Linked DNA regions of Homo sapiens: region 1 is linked to region 2. The links are chromatin loops, found by intact Hi-C in ENCODE. Cell type or tissue: heart left ventricle. All regions are shown on one strand. Each heading gives the region's core, and the rest is flanking DNA. Links, peaks and the distances in the headings are about the cores only. Region 1 overlaps PRPS2 (phosphoribosyl pyrophosphate synthetase 2). Region 2 overlaps OFD1 (OFD1 centriole and centriolar satellite protein).

Region 1 (12,167 bases), core at 1,773-9,772, 940 kb after region 2:
TTCTTTCCCTTTAAAGGCTGAATAGTATTCCATCGTAGCGACAGAGCACACTTTGGCCATCTGTTTGTCCGTTGATGGCCATTGGGTGGTTCTACCTTTTGGTTATTGTGAATAGTGCTGCTATGAACATGTCTGTACAAGTTTCTGTTTGAATATGTTTCCAAATTTGGGGGGCATATACCTAGGGGTGGAATTATTGGATCATATGATAATTCTAAGTTTAGCTTTAGCACAACCCGTTTCTGACTGTTTTTCCATTGTGATTTTCTTCACTCTCTATTTCTAAATAGCGAACGTTGACCTCTGCTGGTCCTGGCCTTTTTCAGGGATCTAATATGATTTATATCCTGCCGTCATGAGAAGCTGCCGCCTCTGCCAAGCATGTGCCTTAGCAAGGAGCCACACACACACAAGACATGATGCTATTTTTAAGGATCTAAAGTAGGTGCCTGGCTGCTTGGCTGCCTTTGGTGTATAGACAGTACCTGAATCTTGGTGCAGTGTTTCATTTTGTCCTCTTGCGGAATTGTGTTTGTGACGACAACAGCCTCAAAGGCGGCATTATTTATTCTGGAAATAGCTGGTCCAGAGAAGATCCCATGGGTAAGGATAGCATACACTTTGGTGGCTCCAGCTGACAGCAGCCTGTAGAACAGCAGAAGATAAAAATTAAGGGTATGCAAATATTCTTGGAATACTCTCCCCTAGTATGAATGGTAAAAGCACAAAGTGTGCTCCGTAAAAGAAAAATGCAACAAATTTCACTCACATTTATTAACCTAAGATAGGATCACTCAAGCATGAGCAAAACACTTTGTATTCCATTAAATCGGGGACTATCAACCTTGGCACTTGAGCCAGGATAATTCTTTGTCACGGGGGCTGTCCTACGCATTATGGGAAAATTCAACAGCATCCCTGGCCTCTACCCACTAACGACAACCCACCCCTCAGCCGTGACAACAAAAAATGTCTCTAGACATTGCCACATGTCTCCCAGGGAGCAAAATCACTCCTGGTTGAGAACCACCTGTTTAAACCAATATAGCCAAACATCATTGTTTTGATGTGTAATCAACATAAAAACATATATGTAAATGAGATATATATTCATTGTTTCATATTAAGTCTCCAAAACCTAGTGGCCTTTTTATACTCTCAGCACATCTCAAGTCAGACTGGCCATATTCCAAGAGCTCCACGGCCACGTGTGGCTGGGTGGGGGCTTCCATACTGGGCAGCAGCTCTACAAATCCTCCAGACACCCATGTGGCTGAGAAGGCTGGCACGAAAGCCAAATGGAAGGAAGCTAGGGCCTGAAGAAGCCCGAAAAACCATCTTTCCTGTCGTGCTCAGTGCAAAGGGAAGCACCTTCTTTGACCTTTTTCCAGGTACACTACAAGCTCACCCTGGAAAACGAAAAGGCCCGTGCTTTCTTTTCTACCAGAGAAAGAAGTATAAAGATAAAAGGGCCTAGAATCTCCTTTGGTCTAAAACTCCACTGCCAAGACCGGCAATAATCAGGAAAAAAGAGCCCAATTTCTAAAAGCTGATGTGTTTCCCTTTCCTAGTGAGAAGTCCTAACGCTTTCCCCACCGCCCTGCGTACTTGTCCGCAGCATGGCAGATGGTGCCGCAAGTGTCAGCCATGTCATCCACGAGGATGGCCACACGGTCCTTCACGTCGCCCACCAGGACCATCCGGTCCACTTCATTCGCCTTCTTCCTCTCTTTGTGGATCAAAGCAAATTCCACATTCAACCTGTCTGCAATTGATGTAACCCTGGCAAAGGCACAAATGAACATGTTCATACAGTCAACTAGAGATCTCGCCTTTAAAGTTGTATTTTGGGAATGTAGCAGGCAACCACACCCGAGAGATGATGCAAGAATCAGGCCTCTCTTGATCAGCCCAGGCATGGTCTGGGGCAGGCACTTAGCAATCCACAGGGAGAAATGTGCTAATGGCGGACCTTGCAATTGGGGCAGCTAGGAATGACCGTCAGGGCACCCTGGCCACTGGATAGAACTACTGGGTAAGAATTTGATATTCAGTTTGTTAGTATTTGTGGGTAGCATTTTAAAACCATGACAGGTACAACTTAAAGTAAGTTATTTAGGAACTACTATTTGCCCAGTTTGTGGCACAGATAGTGGGGACAAAAGTCCTGGTTAATACAGCCATCTAATATGTAGGCTAGTCAGGATGGGCTTCATTGCATTCAAGGTCTAAGGAGACTTTAAACTGTGAGTCCAGCTCCTCTGCTCATCTAAGGCAAATGCTCAGACATCAATGGTGCCAGGCATGGCATCGTGCCTGTAGGCCCAGCTACTCAGGAGTCGCAGGTAGAAGGATGGCTTGCGTCTGAGTTCGAATACAGCCTGGACAACATAGCAAGATCCCATCTCTTTAAAAAAAAAAATCACTAGCTCAGGAGGAGCTGAGCTGCCAACAGGAAGAGAAAGTGGGCAGGCCTCGCTTGCTGGTGAGCCTGGGGCATTTCAGATTTTCCTGTGAAGAGTGGATTTAAATGGTGAAACTTATTTCAAGACAATGCCACAGGTATAATGTAACATTAAGATTTTCCTTTTCCAGTTTTTAAAATAACAGTCATTATGCAATTTAGCTGAAAAAATGCTTTGGGGACCAATACACACATGGCCCAACTTAAGACGCAGTACATGGAGGATATAACCTCCACACACTAGTTTTAAAGTCCTAGTCCTACTCATTGTGTCATCCTCAGATGACGACCAGGAATGGAGCTCCTCGCGTGCTCTGATGAAGGACAGAGGGGACACTCTCTGGGGCTGAGAAGGCAGTGGGAAGGGCAGTTAGGTGCTCCAGGCTCCCCTCCCTATTTCTGAGGATTTTCACAACACAACCAGTGTTTCTTTTCTTTTCTTTTTTTTTTTTTTTTTTGAGACAGTTTCACTCTTGTTGACCAGGCTGGAGTGCAATGGCACAATCTCGGCTCACTGCAACCTCTGCCTCCTGGGTTCAAGTGATTCTCCTGCCTCGGCCTCCTGAGTAGCTGGGGTGATAGGCATGCACCACCACTCCTGGCTAATTTTGTATTTTTAGTAGAGACAGGGTTTCTCCATGTTGGCCAGGCTGGTCTCGAACTCCTGACCTCAGGTGATCCGCCCACCTCAGCTTCCCAAAGTGCTGGGATTACGGACATGAGCCACTGTGCCCAGCCAGTGTTTCTTTTCAATTGTGGTAAAATATACATAACACAGAATTTATCCTTGGAGCCATTTTAAAGTGTATTAATTCAATGGCATCAAGTACATTCACAACATTGCACAACTATTATCTCTGTCTAGTTCCAGAACATTTCATGATATCAAAAGGAAACCCCACACCCCTTAAGCAGGCACTCCCTATTCTCCCCTCCCCCCAGGCCCTGCCAAGCATGAATCTATTTTCTGTCTCTATTCTGAACTTTTTGTATAAATGGAATCATAAAATACGTGCATTTTTGTGTCTGGCCTCTTTCAATTAGCATAAACTGTTCATAGTCCATCCACACGGCTGCATAGATGAGTACTTCATCTCTCTTTAAGTCTGAATAACATTCCATTGGGTGGATACAGCGCATTGCGTTCATCCATTCATCTGTTCATGGCCACTCAGGTTGGTTCCACCTTTTGGCTATACTGAATACTGCCGCTATGAACACTGGTGTATAAGTATCTGTTTGAGTCCCTGTCTTCAAGTCTTTGGGGAATATACCTCAGAGTGGAATTGCTGGGTCATATGGTAACTCTGTATAACCTATTCGGCTAATATTTCCTTTTTTTTTTTTTTTTTTTTTATGAGGAACATCTTTTATTTCTTGTAAAGAGGGGAAAATAAGATTTTTTAATATTTCTCACTCATAAGATTTTTAAACTCTTAAAAATGCAATATCCTCTTTTCAAAGCACATGCCATCTTAAAAAAATCTTAGCAATGTACATTTGCACTCAAAGAAAAACATGGCAGCACCACTGTCTTCTGACAAAATTCTGCATAAAAAAACCCTATGCAACTTTTTGCAAATATGTTCCTTCTTTATTATTCAGGGACACCAAACCACAAACATTCAGTGCAATATTTATTGTTTTTTATTTCCGTAGGAAACACAGGACCAATGATGTCTTCTGACAACTGTTTCCTGATGATTTGTTGGGTTTATTGGATCTGAGGATCCTCGGATCCAATAAACCCAACAAATGAATTCCCAAACAATCTTAACAAAACTATAGAAGACCAAGAAAGCTTAAAAGAGACAAAGAATAAAGACAAGTCACCTAGTAAGGATGGCCAAGTCCTCAACTTCCCCAATGGAAGCCAGAAGTTATGGAGTCATATCTTCAATGTGATATGAGAAAATAACTCTCAGGCTAGGAGTCTATACTCAGCAAAACTGCCTTTCCAGAAGGAGAGCAAAATAAAGATAGTTTCAGCCAAACTATACAACCTGAGAATTTATTTCTAACATATAACCACTTAAAGAATGCAACTTAAGCAAAAGGAAAATCACCACAGATACATTGAGATGTGGTGAGGGGCAGGGGCAGAGAAAGGTAAGCAAAGATATTGATCAATATGTGGACAAATCTAAACAAATGTTGATTGTACAAAACCAAAATAATAATAATGTCTACTTTGTGGAGAAGGAAAAACTAAAGCATATAGTAGCTAAGCATGGTGGCTCACACCTATAATCCCAGCATTTTGGGAGGCCGAGGCAGGCAGATCACTTGAGCCCAGGAATTGGAGACCAGCCTGGGCAACATAGTAAAACCCCATCTCTACAAAAAATACAAAAATTAGCCAGGCATGGTGGCATGCGCCTTTAGTTCCAGCTACTTGGGAGGCTAAGGTGGCAGGATTACTTGAGCCTGGGAGATCGGGGGCTGCAGTGAGCTGTGATCGCGCCACTACACTCCAGCCTGGGCAACAGAGCAAGACTCTGTCTCAAAAACAAAAAAACCACATAGTAAGGTGGTGGTCATAAATCCAACTATGTCAATTATCATAAAAGAAAAGGGACCAAACTTTCCAGTTAAACACAGAGACTGTGAGATAAGAGAATAAGACATCAACGTCCTTGAAGCAAAGGGAATCATTACTATATTGAGGTCCATGTTTCTCCTACCCTTAGAACACTCATCCTACCCTTAAAACACTCATTCTTCAGGATGCAACCAAAACCACAGTAGCCCTAGCAGATACCCTTTGTTTGTAAACTTGTCTAGCTGTCAACAGTTTCCTTACTTAAAGATTTAATTAAAAAAATTAATTTAAAGGCCAACAAAAATTTTGCTCCATCATCACCTTAAAACACCTACAGTTCAGCCAGGCACGGTGGCTCACAGCTGTAATCCCAGCACTTTGGGAGGCCGAGGTGGGTGGATCACCTGAGGTTAGGAGTTCAAGATGAGCCTGGCCAACATGGTGAAACTCCATCTCTACAAAAATACAAAAAGTAGCCGGGCATGATGGTGGCTGCCTGTAACCCCAGCTACTTGGGAGGCTGAGGCGGGAGAATCGCTTGATCCCGGGAGGTGGAGGTTGCAGTGAGCCAAGATCACGCCATTGCACTCCAGCCTGGGCGACTGAGCGAGACTCCATCTCAAAAAACAAACAAACAAAAAAACACGTACAGTTCTATTATCTACATGCCAATGTCATAAAAGCCACTCAAACTCCAGGTAAGGAAAGCTACTTTCTGGGAACATGAGACAGGTTTTCCCAAGACACATGAACACCTCGCACAAAATGTCCACATACATTACCGTCTGCTTATTTGGTAACGACTAGGCAGATTTGGGCATGACAGGATACCAATCCACAGCCCAGCACTGGGAAGCACTGCCCTTTGTGGTGGAAGTTCTATACCGGAGAAGTTAAAGCAGAACCTGTTTTCATCTCTCTGCCAGGTGGCGCCTGTTCTCACGAGCCTGCTCACAAGCAGACAGCAGGGTAGGCATGGAAGTGGGACTGGGAAAGAAGGTGAGCTCTGTGGTTCTTGGCAGTGGGGGACACAGACATCTCACTTGAGTGGGGAGCCCTAGCCACTAAAAGGTATCCAATGGTAATGTCAGAAGAAGAAGATAAGAGAAAATACCCCTGCAAACAGCTTCCTGGGTTGTTAGAACGCTATGATTTCCTGAAAAAGCTATAGGTAACTCTTCTTTTCCTTGTATATCATGGAGACCTAATACATACTCCTAACAAATGATGTTGACACAACATACCACACTGAAATCTTAGGCAGAAAAAGGCAGAACGAAAATTATATACATACAGTTTTGGATTTCTTCTGGGCACATATTTACAATCTTTTCTCTGTGGGTGCATGTGCCATATCAGCTCCCCCAGGAGAGACAGATACATAGTACACCAAATTATTCATAGTGGCATCACTGGTTGAGATATAAAGTGTTAAGATTTTCTTCTTTCTACTTTCCAAATTTCCTATAGAGCATCTTCAAAGATTATGTAATCAGAAAAAAAGTTAAATCTGAGTTATCTAGTTTTACCCTCTTCCCATACCACTTTTAGGTTGACACTTGCTATCTCAGCAGTGGTAGGTAGGTTTCTTAGGTTTAATTTTCTTTCCGTGGTCAACCCAACCAAGCTACAAAGCCTACCCAAGAGTGACCTCCTGTGGCAACATTCAGTTTTACCCGGAACGAGTCAAGCTTCAAAGCTTTTTCTAAAGCAACAAGCTCCAATTGGTCAGACAGAAATTTACAGTATTTTATTTTGCTAACTATGACCTTTTGCATCAAGCAAAGAAGTCACAGATAATGTCAACTGCATATGTCATGTATTACCCGCAAGGCTGTTCTGAGGAGACTGTCAGTTGGGGGCTAGAATATGAGGATGACAATAATGTGTAGCAGAAACACTTGGAAAAGAGAAAGGAGGTGACAAAAATTCTGAAATGTACTTCCCTAAAAAGCTTGATTTTCCTGGCAGAGGGAGCAGGGGTGATTGAGTGCAGACTGCTTGAAAGGAGGTCTCAACAAAACAAAACAGCATCTCAACCCCAGCCATTTATTCTGTTTACTTTATTCTGCATTTTTTTAAAAGTAGGAGTTGGCAAATAGCTATCTATTTGAAATGGGGAACTCTGTATATGATGAAAGATGCCATTTCAAATCAATAGAGGTGGATTATTTAATAAATAGTTTTGGAAAAACTAGACAGTAGAGTCGGGGGTGGGGGGGCTGGATTCTTATTTCATTCTTTATTCCAAAATAAATTTCAGATGGAAGTAAACTTGGGACATTAAAAAAGAAAAAAATATACAGAATCATGGGAGAAGACAAATTTTAAGAGAAGGATGACTCCTACATAAACTCAGAAGCCATAATGTGAAGAAAAAATAAACCTGACTACGTAAGAAGGTTTTTAAAGTCCTGCAGAGAATAAAAATACAAAATAGGAGAAGAAATGAAAAAACTTGGAGAAATATTTGCAACACACATGAGAAACAGCTGTGATCTCGTCTATGCAAAACTGTAGACAATCCACAAGAAACGTCCCAGCCAAGAGAACAATAGGCAAAAGATTTGAATAGAGACCCATCTCATGGAAAATCAACATACCCTGGTGAGGGCACTACCCTCACCCACAGCAACCAGAGCTCACAGGAAGAGGATGCCATAGATCACCTACCTGATCTGGAAGTAAACTGCCTGATAACCCACTGTGTGAGCAAGGCTGTGTAGAAAGTCACTGGCATCCATACATGATGGAATGTCAACTGGTATATTTTTTGGAAAAGACCATATTTTGGCACTGCCCATCAAACCTAAAATGGCTCATGCCTTTTGACTCGGCAATTCCACTTCTAGGAACGTATCCTACTAGCACACGTGTACAAAATGTCAAAGCAACGATATTGCTTCACAACTGCATTTAAGAGTGCAAACAACGGCACCTACAAATGGGGAAGAGGGGGCCTGACTGGTCACAGGAGCTGTGGTACATGCACACAAGGGAATATTGCACAGCTGCACAACACGACTATGGAATCATTGTTAAGATACAGCAAGTGAGTTTTTCAGAAAAGCACAGTGAAGAACTGTGTACATCGCATTGCCATTTGCGTGAAATAAATAGGCAGATATACGCTTAAATAACACAATTCTGACACTGGAAATAACGGTGGCATTTAAAGAACAGGGATGGGACACTTTTGTACTGTCTGAATTTCTGCTAAGAGCATGTATGATATTCTTAGACTATGTATATAAAAACAAGGTTGGGGGAGGAAAGAAAGATGGTCATACAAATTTGTGGAATCTACTATTCTTTGGGCTGAGTAGCTGCCAAAATAACATTTTCTGGTTTACAAAGGTATCTGCCAGACACAAAGGCCATGTTCTATACTACCAATTGATATACAAAGTCTCCAAAAGATAACCCCATAAAGATAGAAAGTAGATTCCTGGCTGCCAGGGATAAGGTGGGGGGAAGTAAATGGGGAGTGACTGCTAATGGGTACAGGGTTTCTTTTTGGGGTGATAAAAATGCTCTGGAATTAGATAGTGATGGTTGCACAAATCTCTGAATATGCAAAACACTGCTGAACTGTACACTTTAAATGGGTAAACTGTACGTATTTGGAGTTTTTTGGTATTTTCTTTTTCTTTTTTGAGACGGACTCTCGCCCTGTCACCCACGCTGGAGTGCAGTGGCGTGATCTCGGCTCACTGCAACCTCCACCTCCCAGGTTCAAGTGATTCTCCTGCCTCAGCTTCCTGAATAGCTGGAATTACAGGCGTGCACCACCAAGCCCAGCTAATTTTTGTATTTTCAGCAGAGACGGGGTTTCACCCTGTTGGCCAGGTTGGTCTCGAACTCCTGACCTCAAGCGATCCACCTGCCTTGGCCTCCCAAAGTGCTGGGGTTACAAGTGTGAGTCACCACACCCGGCCAATTGTACGTATTTGAATTACATTGTAACAAAGCTGTTATTATAACCCAGTTACATCTGACGCTCGCTCCTGTACCCCTTTGGCTGGATTCTTTGCCTCTAACCTTCCACTGGGCCAGTGCATTTGCCTCATTTGAATGCAGATTCCATGTGACTTGCAGAAGTTTCCAAGTCAACTGCAAGCATTTCTAGTAGATATGACTCCAAAATGTTGCTCACAATCTTTTGCAGAGGACTCTCAGCGTCATTCAACCTTGATTCTTGGCCAAGGGCATTTTTGTGAACATTACACACCGTACAGTAATAGGCTACGTGACACAGCGCTGCCCTCCACCCCGTGACTGCCCACCTAGGGTCTTTGCAAGTTAACTTTCTGCTCCCGTCTTTTATATATTTGTGTCTCCTCCCTGGCCACAGCCACTTCCTGCTGCTGGCAGAGGCCGATCTCCAGCTGCATGGTCCGTTCCTTCTCTTCTGTGCTGGGAACCCCAGCAGCCGTTGGAAGGCAGCTTTGAGCAGAATGAACAAGGCTCTTCTAAGAATCAGGGCCTGTGTTTCCCTGCAAGAGTGTTAAGACAACTTTCTGGGCTACTTCTAAGCTTTTGTGTTAGATCCTAGGTCCTCAGCTGGGCTGCAGGCAGATGAGGGTGCCAAATGAGGGACAGGCTTTTGATGTCAGACATTCCAAAGGCTGATCACTTGTCACTCTCATCACTCCTCTATTAGTGCACATTTAGAGCTTCCTTGCTTCCTCACTGGACTGGGGGGTAGAAGTCTCTCCTACTTCTCCCTTATGGAGGTCTCTACCTACACAATAAAACTCCCTTCCCAGCTTTTTTTCTTCCCAGATAGCATCTGCAAAGCTCTACAAGGTCATTGGGTCACCAAGCCTCAGCTTGCAGCATTCTCTTATTGTGCTCATCCTTGATTCTGAACACCCTGTACCCTGATTGCTTGTTAACGCCTCGAGTATCTCTGTGAAGCCCTTCAGAGGTGCTACTTAGTACCACGTTCTCACACCACTGGGTGCCTCATCACTGCCGTACTGTTACGACCAGGTTGTTGTTAACTCTCCTTCACCTCAGTTTCCTTTTAAACTTACTTATTTGATAGTCCAGTAATTATTATCTTATCCCCAAGTATTGGCTGCCTGCTGCCCTGTTGTCTGCACATGCTGGGCCTGCGTGGACTGTGTTCTCTTGGTTTTCTAACTTTGGATCAGGCATCGGGTCAGGTTGAGCAGGGAGCACTCACCGAGCAGCTAGGATTGTGAAATTCTCCCTCTGCAGGGGCTCTGCAGCCTGGAGCACATTTTCGTGTGCATTCCACTCCACATCTGAATGTGGCACAGGCTCGTGGTTTGACTTCTCATAGGTGACTATTTCCTCCCCTAAACCAAAGGCCGAGGTAAAGATGGGCTTTCCCCCTGGCTTTTGGCTAGAAATCTGGCCTTCAGCCCTCTTCTCTTCTTCTTCTTCTTCTTTTTTTTTTTTTTAGAGTCAGGGTCTCACTCTGTTACCCAGGCTGGAGTGCAGTGGTGTGATCATAGCTCTCTGCAGCCTGGAGCACCTGGGCTCAAGTGATTCTCCCGCCTCGGCTTCCCAAGGTGCTAGGATTACAGGCATACATCACCGTGCCTGGCTTTAACTCCCTTCTTTATGGGGGTTTCCAGGTGAGTATTAAAACCCAAGCCACCAGGCTCTTGCTGGATCTGATGCCCATCCCCCAAGCCACCTGGACATGGCTTTCCGCCTCTGCTTTATTTCTTGGTCTCAGATATTTCCTTCTTGGTATTCTATGTACAGAGATTTCTTTTAAAAAAAAATTGTTCTATTTTGGCTACCATTTCCAAGTGCTGTTAATTAAAAGACTTATTTTCCAATTAGGCTCATTACTTTTATAATCAGAAAACGATAACTTAAAAAAACCTCAAACACATCTACCCTTTGCTGAAAACAAATAAACCAATATATACCTATTGTGTATGTGTGTCTCTGTATTTTCTTCTTTCCTGAATGACGAAATATTAACAAAGATGATGGGTTTCTGCTCTGGAAGTGAAGCCTGCGGTCTACTTACTTGCTCATTAGCAAAATAAAGCTTTAAGTAATTTACAGCATGCTTCCTTATCTAATACATCGGAAAAGGAAAAACCAATCAGCAGATGGAGAAATCTGCAAGGTGTAGCCTGCATGATACCTTTTGGCTCCCCCTGCGTCAGGTGAAACAATGATACAGTTCTTCCACTCGGCAATGTTTTCCCGAATCCACTGCAGGACTGCGGGCTCCGCATACAAATTATCCACAGGAATATCAAAGAATCCCTAAAGGGAGAAGTGAGTGTCATGTTGCAGGGTTTTGTTTTGTTTTGTTTTCTTTTGTTTTTTTAAACGATAATCGCTTTCATTAAATAACATTTGCATTTTTTGTTCAAAAGAAGCTTTTATAACAGACTCCCTTTTGTTAATTTTAAACAGAATTAAATCAAAAGACAGATATGTTATAGGGGCATATTTCAGTCCAATCTGTCTCTTGGGACATATTCCATTGTCTTATGATGGCCTATATTCTGAGGAATAGAATGGCTATGCAGGACGGTGAGGGAAAAGGTTTGTTGTCTCTTAAGTAGTTATTATAAATCAAATACTTCACGTTCATTATATAACACAAAGTGGCACAGTATAATTTGGCCTGTTTTAGAGACAAAGAAAATAAGTTATGAAGAAGTTAAAAAGTGTACATTATGACTGCCGTTCTAATTATTTTCCATAAGCTGAGATGGAACTATATAGAGCTTACTACCAAAAAGCCATCCCCACTCCTCCAAAATTGACTGGGGGGCAAGGTGGTGATAGAGACTGGAAGTACTAATATCAAATTATATTTTCAAGTTTAGTAAAGACAAAAATCCAAGAGAGTAGCCATATATAAACTCAAACACAAGTAATGTTACCTAAGATTATTTAATTTAACAGACTTGATTTAACCATTTGCAGAAGGAAAACACGGATACCTGTATCTGAGAAGCATGCAGGTCCATGGTGATGATGTGATCCGCCCCAGCCACCGACAGCATATTGGCCACAAGTTTTGCAGAAATTGGGGCACGACTCTACAAGTAAGAACATTAATTTTATAACAGGAAAAGATGGATACTGTTAGATTCCTCCCACTAAGACGTACATGAGAAGGATAAATCATAGATGCAATCAACGAAGCATCAA
Region 2 (8,000 bases), core at 1-8,000:
TCTATGTAGATATATCATCAAACCATAATTTGTTACATACGTAATGGTATTAATGCATAAAAGAAGTATTAGTCTCCACAAGATAGTAAAAGGGGCTGGGCACAGTGGCTCACGCCTGTAATCCCAGCACTTTGGGAGGCCAAGTCAGGCGGACCACCTGAGGTCACGAGTTCGAGACCAGCCTGGCCAACATGGTGAAACTCTCTCTCTACAAAAATTAGCCAGGCATGGTGGCGCACACCTGTAGTCCCAGCTACTTGGGAGGCTGAGGCACAAGAATCACTTGAACCCAGGAGGCAGAGGTTGCAGTGAGCTGAGATTGTGCCACTGTACTCCAGCCTGGGCAACAGAGCAAGACTCCGTCTCTTAAAAAAAAAAAAAAAAAAAGACAGTAGCCACACATTGGGTATCTGGTCAACATCAACTATCTAACCCTGGTTTCCTCCCAGGAATCTACTTGAAATTTCCACCAAAACTTCAACTTCTTGTTACAGCAATTTCCTAGAAATACATTGAAATGGGTCGGGCGTGGTGGCTCACGCCTGTAATCCCAGCACTTTGGGAGGCCGAGGCGGGCGGATCACGAGGTCAGGAGATCGAGATCATCCTGGCTAACACGCTGAGACCCCGCCTCTACTAAAAATACAAAAAATTAGCCGGGCGTGTTGGTGGGTGCCTGTAGTCCCAGCTACTGGGGAGGCTGAGGTGGAAGAATGGCGTGAACCTGGGAGGTGGAGCTTGTAGTGAGCCGAGATCGCACCACTGCACTCCAGCCTAGGTGACAGAGCGAGACTCCGTCTCAAAAAAAAAAAAAAATACACTGAAATGTAAAACATCTGAAGATTGAAAAATTATTCAACTTCCATAGTCTCAGGCCAATGTACACAAGAGTTCAGAAGGTTATACATCAAGTAAAAATATTATAAAGCATAAAAATATATTAGAAGCAAAAGAAATAAGAAACTAGGTCACAGAGGACAGAGAAGTTAAAAGTTTTCCGTAAGTGAAAAATAAAGTCTCTCATGGTTAGGAGTAATACGTACTTGACAGCAATAAGTTGCTGCTACGTTCCTGACAATTGCAGATTTATCAAAATATATGAAATAAAGTTGGATAAAATATCCATGATAAATCACTGGCCTTTGTGAATATACAAACTATTAAACATGAAGGTTCCTCAAAAGGCAGTGAAGACCATGATTTTTAATTTATAAAATTAAAATTACAAAAAATGTGTAATTTTGTATGAACAATGAAGTGTAAGCTGTATTTTTTAGAATATAGAAAAGACCCAACTTGGGAAGCTAATAACCTACAGCAGAACTGAAAAATACAGCTTATTTTCCCCCCAAACATCACCTTTATTCTTCCTTTCATCTTCAATCAGTCGATTAGTTCTAATGATGTAGTCATCCTTCAGTTCAAGTTGATACCTGAGAATCAGAATGACTAAATATGAGCTCCTCAGGCATTTTTCTGGAAAGACTGTTATCAGTGCAGGAGCTTATCTATGGCACAGGAGCACCTGAGGGTGCTAAACATGACAACTTGTAAACTTCAAAGTCCTCAATACTAAAGCCAGGGATATAACCCCTGAACATAAAATGCCCAGTAAAACCCTTCCTTGATCCTATAAACTGGGTCCCAAAACTCAATCACACAAAATGAAGCGTCGTGTTATCATAAGGTTACTTACTGAAAGCAATCACTTTTCAGTTGGTCTCAACTGACACAAAGAGCAAAGGGGTAAATTAAATTTACACAGCACACAACAGACTCAATCCCAAATGATAATCAGACGGTCACTTCCAATCCACCTGTACCATCTGCCCACCCCCAACCAAGGTAAGAACTTTTGTGCTCAGGGACTAAGCACAGTCCTGAGAGCCAACTGCCAAGAGCATTATATCCGGATTAGCAATACCAAAAGGCACATTTTCACAGTTTCACTTCCCTTTCCCAGCTGTTACCAGCTGCCCTTTTGGTTCCAAAAGGAAATAGAAGCACTCCTGTGGCGAAGAGCCTCCAAACTCCAACACCTGCCAAAGTCATATGAGGATTCCCAAAGCCAGGCAGACACCATGCAGCCTGTGGAAGCTGTCACAATGACACCAAATAGTTCACTAGCTCCATAACTATGTAAAATTAACACACATACTTTAATTCATTTATTCCTAAAAATTCAGCAACTACAGACACTTCCATTTTAGCTATTTTAGTATAGAAACTGACATAGAAGATGTGGGTAAAATACATCATTTCAAAATCAATAGATAAAAAAGCTGCCATATTTTTTAAAAATAGGATTTGTTTAAAGGATTACCTCAAGAAACCTTTGCAATATTATGTAATGGAATATCGATGACAAATTATGAGAAAGGCAATAAAAGAGGCCAAATAAGAAATGCCCAGAGCACCTGAGTTGAATCATTTCCTCGTGACACATTTACAACAAATATTAACTGAGCACTTTTTATGTGCCAGATGCTTTCCCACACACTGAAGAGAAATGTTACCACATGGGCATAATGTCGTAGCACTGAGATATTATTCACTGATACACAAAACTCAGACTACAGAAAAGCCAAAGTTACCATAGTTGTCCATATTTTCCTTTCCCTATATCACTTTTTGCCTCACATAGTTAATTTTAGCTCTTTTGATTCTGGCTTTGCTGAATCTTGAAGGAATACAAGGCACATGTTCACTGACAAATACTATGACCACTAGTATAATTTATATATTGTCAGATAACCCCATCCTTCTGACTGTATGAGTGAGGTAGAGGAAAAGATAACTAAAAGTGGTTATAATTCCAATTTTACAGCTTATCAACTATGCAAGCTAAGCAAGTCACAAGGTGTCCTGAAAATTAAAGCAAATCACAGCCCACAATAAACGTTAGAGAAGCCATAAGAAGCGCAGAGGATGTGCTTCTCTGTATTTTTTTATTGTTGTTAATTTTTGAGATGGATTGTCACTGTCACGCAGGCTAGTAGAGTGCAGTAGCACAACTTCAGTTCACTGCAACGTCTGCCTCCCGGGTTCAAGTGATTCTCCTGCCTCAGCCTCCCCAGTAGCTGGGATTACAAGTGCCCACCACCACACCCAGCTAATTTTTGTATTTTTAGTAGAGATGGGGTTTCACCATGTTGGCTAGGCTGGTCTTGCACTCCTGACCTCAGGTGATCCGCCCACCTCAGCCTCCCAGAGTGCTGGGATTATAGGCATGAGCCACCACACCCGGCCCTTATCTTTTAAAAACTATCCTAACTCAAATGCAGGAAAGGATTGACTGTATCGATAAAACTATGTTTTTTTTTTTTCAAACACTAAAGTTTGCCTAAGTTACAGACTACTTTGTCAGTTTTTGTTATGTTTCTACCAATTTAATTTAAACATATTAGTTATTTAAAAATGCTAAACAATTACTTTAGAAGTTCATTCTTGAGCTTTCGGTCATAGGTCTCCTCAAAACTCTTTATATTCTGCTCCTGTCTCCTAAGTGCCTCAGTTATGCTTTTATGTTTTTCTTCCTGGAGCTTCTGGTTCCTGAAATTAACAAAAATATAAAAAGTAAATAAACTACCATAGCTGAGCTAACAAATTTAGGAAAAAATCACATGTGTCTAGTTCCACAGACTAAAACTGCTACATGATATCACTACTGGGAAGTAGAAGGAAAGAGCCAGAAGTCCTCAGTGTATTTTATGAACTGACCTAGTTACAGCATATTGAAACTAGCAGAATTGACTGTGCTTTGGGCTGAGGGGAGTGGGAGAGTCTCAAGAGGGAAGTGGTTTCTCACTGAAAATAAACACTCAAACAATGGTTATAGGTGATAAATAGCCAAAATCAATCCTGGGATGAAATAATGATATTATTAGTTACAAAGTAACAAATAAGTGTACTTATGTGCTTAAATCTTCTATAATGCTGTTTCTAACTGTGGGATTTAATTAATTAGTCCATACATATTCAAGGTACAATATGTGTTTTTGTCATTTAATAACCAATCAGCTTTAGCCAAGTGTGGTGGCCCGCACCTATAATCCCAGCTTTTCAGAAGGCTGAGGCAGGAGGATTGCTTGAGCCCAAGTGTTTGAGACCAGCCTGGGCAATACAGAGAGACACTGTGTCTTAAAAACAAAACAAAACAAACAAAAAACCCTATTGATTGAATATTGAAAAAAGTACCAAAAGAGAGGGCAAAAGATAGATGGATCAATCAGGGCTTCCAAATACTGAAGAATAGAATGGTCTTCATAGTGAGACTTTAAATCAACCATAGCACCAACTCCTTAGCCAGGGAGGTAGGTTCATGGGTGGTGAGATCCAGCCATCCTGAGAAGTGCTACAAAATGCTGACTAGTCTAAGAACAGGTAAAGGCTCTAGGTATTAGCTCCCTCTGCTGGTAATCTGGAAAGCCATGGAGAGGTAAACTACATTTATTTAGTTTATATGCTGAGAAGGAGGGAACAAGAGTAGAGAAAATGGAGGTAAAGGAATGATGAACTCTCTCTGCCCCAATTTTGTGCCTATTTCCTCTCTCTTGATCAATTTACCTTTTCATTATTGCCAAAAAGAGAGTAAGGTAGACAGAGAGTTGAAATCAAACAAATCAAGCCTATAGAAGTGAGAAAAAAACATTAATGGAGCCAAATTCTTTAATGAACTAAGATTCCTGGAGTATCTATGGGTGTCAATAGCAGATTCCCAAAGGAAGAGAAGGCTTATTGCACAAACTATAGACAGGTGAACTTGCCATCAATCCCAGGTAAGATCTCAAGGATGAAACATTTGTGAGCACTTAGAAACAGTGAGTAACAAAGAAATGGTTTCACCAAGTACAAGTCAAGTTGGACCACCATACTTCCTTTTCTGAGCACACAGCTGGTAAAAGCTGCAGGCCTGGATATATGGAATTCAGTTACTATACATACACACACGGAACTATCAGATCTGAGGGACTGAATGTAACTGCAAAACATACGATCTGTTCCAGTATTAACAGCTTCTCCAAATAATCTGTCTGGTCTTACTGTAGCCTGATGATAGCATCTCATTCGTCTTTTCATCTTAATGTTTAATATTTCAAAAACAAAACCCTAGTGTTTGTTCCTCTTAATTTGTACCTTCTAGGTGATATCCCCTTTACAAATAAGAACTCTACTTGGCAATGAACATTAGAATATTTAGATATATATTTAGTAATTCTTTTTAATCTCATCATTCTGAATATCCAAAATGAACATGCATTACTTACAATTCAAAAGCTTCAACTCTTTGCTTCAGCTCTGCTTCTCTTCCTCTTAGCAAATCCATATCTTTTAGTAAAAGTTGCCTTTGAGCATAAATTTCTTTTGTTTCAATCTGTATAGAAAAGCATTAATTTTTAGCAAGCAAGCTAATGAAAGCAAAACAGATTTGAATGAATATACTGCTTCCTACATTCCAAAAAGCAAAGTACAGACATTTAGGATAACAATTTCACCTTCAAGAGATTCCGACTCAAGGTATACTTTTTGCGTATTCTAGTTGCATAAAAATTTACTCCCCCAATGACTGTTAAACTACCATTACCCTACAGTCCTAACATGCCATGTGAAATTTATGCTATTTAGTTCTTTAACATCTCTCAGTCCCTTATCTAAAAAAATTTTTTTTTTTTTTTTTTTGAGACAGGGTCTCACTCTGTCACACAGGCTGGAGTGCAGTGGGGTGATCTTGGCTCACTGCAACCTCCACCTCCCAAGCTCAAGGGGTCCTCCCACCCCAGCCTACCGAGTAGCTGCAGGCACTACAGGCACACGCCACCAAGTCCGGCTGATTTTTTGTATTTTTGTAGAGATGGGGTTTTGCCATGCTGCCCAGGCTGGTGTCGAACTTCTGGACTCAAGCGATATGCCTGCCTTGGCTTCCCAAGGTGCTGGGACTACAAGCATGAGCCACCACACCTGGCGCCCTTACCTAAATTTTGGCAAGTTCCCCAGAAAGAAAAATTAAGCAAAATGTACATTCAGCAGTAAAACTCCAAAAGAATTGAATCCCCATGGTTTTTAGTGGTGGTGTCGTCTGAATGTTTCAGTTCACGGGTCATTCTGACTCAGAGTTAGCAAGCTCATATGAACTCCTAAAAGAATGGGCCATCCTTCCATTTGTGTGTTCACAGAGAAAGAATTTACTAACTACCTATGACATGTCAAGCAGCATACTGGGAACTGGATATAAAAAGGTAGACAGATATAGTCCTCATCTCTAAAGACCTCACAATTTAGTCAGGGAGTGAGAAACAATCACACTAAGATGTGATGATTTTGTAACTGAAGTACATAAAGACTGATGCAGGAATGAGGCCTAAATGGGTCGCTCAGTGGGAGTCAGGGACGGCATCACCCAGGTGACATCCAAGCTGGGTCTTGAAAGACACTATGGTTTTTATCAGGGAGAGAAGGGGATGGACAGTCCAGGTGAGGGAATAAAGACATGGTGCTTCTTATGAGGATGACAATCTTCTTCAAAGCCTTCAGATGATCAGATAAATAAACAGGGATCTAGTCAGTCACCTATCTTGAAGGTTGAAGTTATTAGTCTAAACACAATCCAATCATCTCAAAGATATGTGCTTCTGACATTCATTTTTATAGCTGAAGCAAACCCAATTCCCAGAAATGCTATACAAAATTTTAGAGGGGGTGCCCTTAGCATTAAACAACTAGGTCTTATTGAGAAGCCCCAGGCGAGAGTGGACACTAGGGGGAAGCATTCCTACTTTCAACATCTGACAGCAGTAGTTCTGGATGTATGTTGGAAATAGTGCTGTAAATCTAGTTTGGTCTAAGACACGCCCTTGGGAAAGGAATATGATTTAAAGGAGTAGATCCAATCCTGCTTGCCAACATGGACTCCCTCTCACTCCTCACCCTCTCTGTCTCCTGTCCAGTTACTTTCTGGGGTGACAAGATCAAATGGTCACATGGATGACCCTTGTGGTGACTCCTTTACCCCAGGGACCTTCACCCTTGCTCATTTCCATGGCTCTCTCCAATGGCAGCATACTGCATTTGGTTTCTAGTCTCCACCTGAAACCTCATCCTGCAATTCTGTAATCTTGGACCATCCTCATTCTTCCACCTACCAGTCTATCCAGATCGAGTCCTTGATCACTGAGACTGCCACTCAACCCTTCCTTTCCCCCTAGGTTAGCAGCCACCTGCCCTCTCCTCTGCTTCCCTTCACTACCCAAGAGAGCCCCAGAATCTTCGATTAAGTAGGCTGCCTTTCTCTAGTCAAATAAGGCTCTGAAAAGCTCTACTTCCCAAGCATCTCCATCTTTCCACCCTCACTGAAAGGGACAGAGAGATACTTACAAATCCTCCCCAGAACTAGAACAGAAAACTCACTTACAAGCACCTGGTTTGACCTCTCTCAATTCCAGGCTCCCCCAACCACAGCTGAGCCCTCAATACAGGTGATCAGTCCTCTCTGCTTTAAAGGGCTGTTCTTCCCTTACCCACAGGAACTACTCTGCACCTCCAATCTGCTCCTAAAACCCAAGATCTAACCCTCTAATCTGCCTGAGGAGATGGAGCTTATTTAGGGTGTGTTTCTCATAATCCCAACTTGATTGTTCACCTCCACAGTTCTCGCCTTTCCATCAGTCTCAGAGGAAGCAAATTTGTGTATCCTTTTCAAGGACCATCCTTCTATTTGCACTCTTGGCCCCAGTCCCTATTGCTCTTCTGGGGCCTTGTTCCATCAACTGTACCATCCTGTTGCTGGATCTCGAGCCAACCTACTAATAGCTGCAGGAAATAGCCACCCATAAAATATTTGTAAATACCACCTCTTGGTGCTTGTGAATTCTTTCAAGGGTACTCTTTTCCCGAAGAACGAGAGCTTCAGATTTTGCTTGACAAGCTTTTTCAAAATCATTCTGGAACATGGTTAACTCCTTTTCATACTTTTTTTTTGCTTCCATTTTAATTTTTGCTATCTC

The links. A loop is a pair of places that touch in the nucleus more often than their neighbours do. Peaks named below come from ENCODE experiments on the same cell type or tissue, not always from the same donor. Only the 100,000 strongest peaks of a DNase experiment are listed, where the experiment ranks them.
Region 1: a loop joins it to region 2, with 6 times the contacts of the local background. A loop is called at or near these places in 2 of 110 quality-filtered maps.

Annotation. Positions count from the first base shown.
Region 1 is chrX:12,809,122-12,821,288 of GRCh38, reverse strand. PRPS2 (phosphoribosyl pyrophosphate synthetase 2) reads right to left here. Exons shown (of 7, transcript NM_002765.5): 3 at 11,957-12,055; 4 at 11,143-11,267; 5 at 1,609-1,782; 6 at 486-645. Among named protein-coding and RNA genes, the nearest start is that of PRPS2, 24 kb to the right of the region's middle. RefSeq lists an enhancer at 283-1,482. In heart left ventricle, for the core only: a CTCF peak has its summit at 6,672 (motif pointing left); no DNase peak of the experiment used is centred there.
Region 2 is chrX:13,746,801-13,754,800 of GRCh38, reverse strand. It overlaps OFD1 (OFD1 centriole and centriolar satellite protein), which reads right to left. Exons shown (of 23, transcript NM_003611.3): 8 at 7,848-8,000; 9 at 5,268-5,374; 10 at 3,433-3,552; 11 at 1,360-1,433. Among named protein-coding and RNA genes, the nearest start is that of OFD1, 16 kb to the right of the region's middle. In heart left ventricle, for the core only: CTCF peaks have their summits at 4,426 (motif pointing left), 6,561 and 6,763 (motif pointing right); no DNase peak of the experiment used is centred there.